2 separate regions of the Homo sapiens genome follow, and region 1 is linked to region 2. Evidence: read pairs that join two places in POLR2A ChIA-PET (ENCODE). Cell type or tissue: endothelial cell of umbilical vein. All regions are shown on one strand. Links, peaks and the distances in the headings refer to the core of each region. The heading gives the core; the rest is flanking DNA.

Region 1 (3,352 bases), core at 567-3,066, 90 kb before region 2:
AAGAATAATATATTCCTGTGCAAAGCACTATATACAATTCTAATATTTTCACATGGGTTAAACTTAGGAATATCACTAAGGAAATGGATACCCAAAGCTACCGAGGAGTGAAAATCTTCATAATACGTATATCCAACAATATATAAAGTGCTTCCTACAAACCATTAAGACAGGCAACCCAATAGAAAAATAAGCAAATGATCTGAAGAGGCATTTTGCAAAGAGGATACACAAATGGCCACTATCCTCAAAACGCACATTCAGACTACAGTACAATATTACTACATACCCACCAGAATAAGTACAATGAAAAAGGAAGATAATATCAAATATTAGCAAAAATTTGGAGCAACCAGAACTTGCCTACTTTGCTAGTGTGAGTATAACTGGTACGACTGCTTTGGCACTACTATTAAAACTATGATCCAGCAACTCCACTTCTAAGTTTATACCCAGCAGAAATATATATGTATATACACAAGTATGTATATGTATGTATACATACATTCAGGTATGTATATGTATGTATACATACATTCAGGTATGTATATGTATGTATACATACATTCAGGTATGTATATGTATGTATACATACATTCAGGTATGTATATGTATGTATACATACATTCAGGTATGTATATGTGTATATATCCATTCACCAAGACATTCATATTTACAGTAGCACTGTTTGTAATAGCCAAAATCTGCACACAGCCCAAATATCCATCAATGGTATACAAATAATAAACTGTGGTCTATTAATATGGAATACTACACAGTCATGAGAATGGAAAACTACAATGGCACAGAACATGGATGAATGCCACAAGCAAAATGATGAGTGAAAGAAACCAGACTCCAAAAGAGAACATACTGTGTGATTTCATTTATATGAAGTTGAAGAGCAGGTGAAACCAATCTGTGATTGTAGCATTCAAAATAGTGGTTACCCTTGGAAGGGTGGTTTGTAACTAGAAAAAAATGCAAAGTATTTTCTGCGGGGTTTGGTTTGGTAGTGTTCTGTTTCTTTTCCTGATCTGGGCACTGGTGACAGGATATGTACGCTTTGTGCCGAACACTTATGATTCATTCACTTTTGTGCATGCATGTTATACGTCAATAACAATATTAATTTTTTAAAAAAGGGCCAGGTGCAGTGGCTCTCACCTGTAATCCCAGTGCTCTGGGAGGTCGGGGTGGGAGGATTGCTTGAGGCCAGGAGTTCAAGACCAGCCTGGGCAATATAGAGAGATCCCGTCTCTATTTAAAAAAAAAAAAAAAAACTACCCAGGTGCAATGGCGTGTGCCTGTAGTCCCAGCTACTCAGGAGGCTGAAGAAAGAGGATCACTTGAGCCCAGGAGTCGGAGGCTGCAGTGGCACTCCATAACGGCATCATAGCACTCCAGGCTGGGCAGCAGGGCAAGACCCTGTCTCTTAAAAAAAAAAATTAATACGACTAATAAAAAAAAAACGCTAACAAGAAAAAATCTAGGAGAAAATGGACTTTTATCCAATGGGTTGTTTCCCCAACACCAATGAATTTTAGTGTCTACACTCTCTGCTCACAAAATCTGAAGGACACACATATTTCTGAGCATTTTCCTATTGCATTTTAATAAATGGCAGAAATGTTACTCTACAAAGCTTCAATACCATAAAAAATAAACATGTTTTCAAAACTCCAAATTCATTTGTCAAGCTTTATGTTCTGTGAGACCCCGTCTGAAAATGTCTTCGGGTTTTATAAATGCATGCTGAAATATAAAGTAACTTTTATAAGAAACAAGATTTTTAATGAGACAGAAGTGGTTGGGCCAGGGGTGAAGGGAGTGAAAACCAAGAAGATGGAGGAGACGAGACAATTCCCAATCAGCAAAATTCAAGGCTTAAATTTCCAGTGGCTGCCAGAGCCCTGAAGTAACTCTGGGCCTGGAAGCCAGGAAGTCCAAGCTGAAGCTACGGACTCAAAGACAAGCTCAGGATCTGGGGGCAAGATGGCAGCTGAAGTGTGGAGACTCAGACACAGGCAAAAGAATCCAGAATGCTGCTGGATGATGACTATAAGCTACCAGGAGGTTATGAGAGGAGTGATCTGCACTTCCTGACCCGGCTCAGGAAACAGTGGCTGGGCGTGGGCAGCCTTGGGTACATAAGGAAGTGACTTCAGCCGATCATGGAATAAGAGGATGTAACCTTGGGTGTGCTCTGACCTGCAGCAGGGATGAGCAAGCCGGGCTTACCCAGAGGTTCTTTCTCTACTGGGTGTGAGTTTCTAAATATACACACACTCATCTGTTCAATCCATTCAAATATTTACCCTCATTGAACAGGACTTCTGAGGCTTTTGGTTTCGACTGCCCTAGTTGCCAGCTAAGACAGCAGTAATCTAGAACCTGGCTCCTGAGCCCACCAGTACCATCTCAGTCCCTTGCATGAGAAGGGGAGTAGTGAACCCGAACTCCAAGAACAGCAAGCACTTGCCATATCATCCATTCCCCAGTGACTTCCACTAGCAAAGGGAGACTTTTAAAAAGAAAAAAACCCAGGCAACTCCAAAGTCATTTGTAAAATGTTATTTACTCTCCTCCTAAGTAGAATGACCTTCCTAAACTGTCTGGTTTGGGCTTATCAAAAAAAAAAAAAAAATATATATATATATATATATATATGTATGTATTTGCCTCCTCAAAAACAGGGACTTTGAATAAGTTTTGTGGCCAGGGGAACAACACTGAGACGCAAACTGGAGGCAAGGATGTCAAATGCACCCAATGAGAATATCTATCCCTCTCCCTGCCAATCTCCTCTCTCACCACTCCCACCACCTCTTCTTTCCCCAAATCATAAAGTGTCACTCACACCTTCACCCTCTGACATGACGATTAGAGAGTCCAGGTAGTGGGGTCACATGGAGAGAACCTTGAAACTTGTCGTGAATTTTTAAAAGTCAGCACATTCTAGAATTCACACACAGTGACCCTCCCTTCACTATCTAGAGCAAGCAAAGGTCCTCACTTTGGGAGACTTCTCATTTCCCTGTTCTGGCCTTAAAGCAGCCCTGCCAACTGCAGAAGAACGGTGCTGGCAGATGAGAGATGCACCAGGCTGTTCAGGCATCTGGCCACAGGTTGAGTCTTTCACCTGGGAAATAACATCATGTTCTCCACGGCAATGAGTATGTGTTTCCTGAGTTTAAGAGAACTTTAGCAAGCAGAACTCAGTTCTGCAAGGCAGAACAAACTTTAGCTACAGAGAGAAAGAGAAGGAAAACAGCTCCAGGCTAGACTCTGATCATTCCCACATGAAGCCTCCTTGGAATGGCTTCCTGGTTGCCCTTAAAGTTCATCTTAA
Region 2 (3,352 bases), core at 271-2,770:
GTTACAGGATATTGTATTCTGTTAATTGAAATCTATTTTCATTCATTTTTCATCAGCAAATATTTATTGAGTGCTTACTGTATGCCAACACTGTCATAGTAGCACACAATACATCAGTAAACAAAATCTTCCAAAATAAGAATTCTTAACCCCCACCCTTATAAGGTCAGCCTATAGTTAAGAGTTCTAGGGGAACTTTTTTTGTCCCTACTCCACCACACCCCCAAAGTCCAGATGCAAAAAGAAAAATTTCCTTGTGATTTATCTTTATATAAACTGTCAGAAATAAAAGTGGAAATAAACAATTAAATAGCACATACATACACATTTGTAAAATATGTATAGATATATGTATATGTGTGCATATCCATGCACGCATATAAACAAAGATTTTATCAGAATATATCCCTGTGTACTTTAAAGACTCCTATTTGTCACAAAGCTGATTATCAAAAATAAAAGGAAAAAAAAGCAGAAAAAGAAAAAAAGCATACCTTCTCCTCATTTCCCCTGTCTACATCAGCCACATTCCTCTCTTTTTACAAATTCTTTTGGCATTTACCTCCATATTTATTTTAAAAACATGCTTATATTACTACTTCCTGATTTTTTCTATTTCTGTCATTACAAGTAAATTCCCGAGGTTGGCAGAGGAGGTTTAGCTGTTTTGCTTTACCTCCTCCATTATACCATTTACTCTCCTGCCCCACAAGGTTAATTCCAGGGATGACAATACGTGGTTCATTTTGCACAGTTATATCCTAATACTGATGTGGACAATCTTTATTTCGCATCTACTATTTTAAAATTATACAAACTCTATAGGTGAACAAAGTAACTTAAATATTTTCTGCCTTTTCTGAACTATTTTTTTATTTTCCCTGCTAATAAACATAGTCTTGAGTTTTTACTTGGTGTGGGTTTTGTTCATCTATATAGCTGAGTGCTTGATAAGTCTTTTGTCTCTGGAAACACATAACTGGCCATTTGGGGGTGTTAAAAGAAAAACTTTAGACAAATTCAATTTAGCAGAGTTTATGTATTTATTTATTTATTTTCAGACAGAGTCTTGCTCTGTCACCCAGGCTAGAGTGCAGTGACATGATCTCGGCTCACTGCAACCTCCGCCTCCCGGGTTCAAGTGATTCTCCTGCCTCAGCCTCTTAAGTAGCTGGGATTACAGGTGCATGCCACTGCACTGGGCTATTTTTTTTTTTTATTTTTTGGTATTTTTAGTAGAGACGGGGTTTCACCAGGTTGGTCAGGCTGGTCTCGAACTCCTGACCTCGTGATCCGCCCGCCTCGGTCTCCCAGTGTGCTGAGTTACAGGCGTGAGCCACTGTGCCCGGCCAGCAGAGTTTGTTTAAGCAAGAGTGATTCACGAATCAGGCAGTAGCTAGAATCAATAGAGGTTCAGAGAGCTCCACTCAGCAAAGTGGAGCTCTCTGAAAGTGGAGCTCTTTATAGACAGGAGGAAGTGACACACAGAGACAGCTTGCTTGGATACAGCATGGCATTTGCTGTATTTGAACATGGTCTGATTAGCTGGCAGCCTGTGACTATTATTTGTTATAAGAATACTCTTAAGGTGGTTTGCCATTTGTGTACACGCTGAGGTTGCAGTTTGCTATGTAAAAATTCAAAATACAGAGGCAGCTTAGGCCAAATTTAATTGAATTTAATAAGGGAAAATATCTTGAACTATTTTGTTGTCTGGGTATTGGACTTTCTGAACTAGCCCTCTGGCTTTCTTTTCTTTTCAATAATATTTTCCATCTTGTGTTTTTACTCTATCCTGGGTGATTTTCAACTCTTTTATTACGTTTTGTTTTCTGAATGTTGTTTCTTTTTTTTGTTTTTTGTTTTTGGCATTCTGGTTTTTTTTTTTTTTTGTAATATCTTTTCTTCTCTCATTCCTTTGAGAAAAGATATTAGTATCTTTCCACATCTCTGTGAGAATATTAATGATAGTTCTTTTAAAAAATGTTTTTTCTCCCTGCATAGTCTCCATTTTTTCTAAGTTGCTTTACCACCCTGTTTACATGTTTGTTTGATTTGGTTTATATGTATCATGATAGAGGCTTTCTTTGATATCTGATGGCCCTTGAGTGTCTGTTCATATTTACTGGCTATGGGAGCACCAGTGACCTGATTGGTGAGGCTCTGAGAGTGAGGGTTTGGGTTGCAGCTGAGACATATCTTTGGGGAACTCCTTGGCATCAGTAGCTTTGGATCTTTCCTCTTGTGTTTGTCAGAGGCTCCAGGAAGTTTTCCATTCTCCTGTCTGGGATGTTTAGTGCTAGCTGCATATGTCCTGGGAACTAGTGAGAGAACAGGCTAAGGATCTCAGCATTCAACTGATGTTCTGTTTTCAGAATTATGCACCTGTCCTAAGCAGACGCTGATGTCTGGCAGTCTAGTGATTCTTACATCCTTCAGTGACTAGATCTCTGGTCATTTTTCTGCATTTGGGAAGGGACAGTTACCTATGGTATGGGAGGAGGAACAAGTAGGAGGTGGGTGGAAATGTGGAGATTAACTGTTTCTTAAAATGACCTGCAATCAATTATTTCATTTTTAACTTTAACTTTACCTTCACTTCCTAGAGGTTCCTCCTGCCAGTTCTAAGCTTTTGGGAGATTTTAAAATTAAAGGTCTGTTTTTGTTTGTTTGTTTGTTTGTTTTAGCTTTCCCCAGTACAGGATTAGGATTCAGCCTTCTACAGTTCTTCTAAGTCAGTTACTGCTCTTCCATATGTTTTTAAGCTTCCAATGTTTTACCATTACTGATCTGTCCTGCACCTCTTTATTCTTGTGAAAAAATTTTCTTTGCTCCCATTTTAGTGGGGTTTCAGAAAGGCATAACAGTAAATGATAAAATAATCCTTTGTATGCATCCAGAAGTAGCATGCATTTTTTCTGATTCTCCTTCAGTGAGTAAGTATGGTTCTTCAGTAAGTGTGGCCCTATGGTTCCACCAATAGTGCTCTCCAGAGGTCTTGGTTCAGGTACCACAGAAAAAAGGCCTTCTTTCTTTTCCTCTTTGTTATGGTTTAAATCAAAACTTCTATTTGACCAATTAAAAAAATTCCTCTGGACAGCTTGGCATGGAGCACGGATTTATAAATCTGATTTCTTGTTCCTTTAGGGATTTCTTTTACTTTTTTGTGAGCTCAGCTTTGTATTTAAAAGGATGGATGTCTCTCAGGACTGGCAATGGTTACTTAGGCAGATAATGTCATATTTATCCATTCATTTTACAAGCAGTATTTAACCCTATATATACCCTGTGCTTGAAGGTATGGAGAGATATGTCCCTGTTGTACATGTGCCCAAGAGGACTAGAGAATTGA

Evidence for each region. ChIA-PET counts read pairs that join two places held together with the same protein. Peaks named below come from ENCODE experiments on the same cell type or tissue, not always from the same donor. Only the 100,000 strongest peaks of a DNase experiment are listed, where the experiment ranks them.
Region 1: POLR2A ChIA-PET joins it to region 2 with 5 read pairs; 2 of 35 experiments call an interaction of 5 or more read pairs at or near these places.

Annotation. Positions count from the first base shown.
Region 1 is chr1:207,846,260-207,849,611 of GRCh38, forward strand. No RefSeq gene overlaps it. Among named protein-coding and RNA genes, the nearest start is that of MIR29B2CHG, 25 kb to the left of the region's middle. In endothelial cell of umbilical vein, for the core only: no CTCF peak of the experiment used is centred there; DNase peaks (open chromatin) are centred at 982 and 2,112; H3K27ac peaks cover 2,500 bases.
Region 2 is chr1:207,936,786-207,940,137 of GRCh38, forward strand. No RefSeq gene overlaps it. Among named protein-coding and RNA genes, the nearest start is that of LINC02767, 21 kb to the right of the region's middle. In endothelial cell of umbilical vein, for the core only: no CTCF peak of the experiment used is centred there; DNase peaks (open chromatin) are centred at 616 and 1,446; H3K27ac peaks cover 2,288 bases.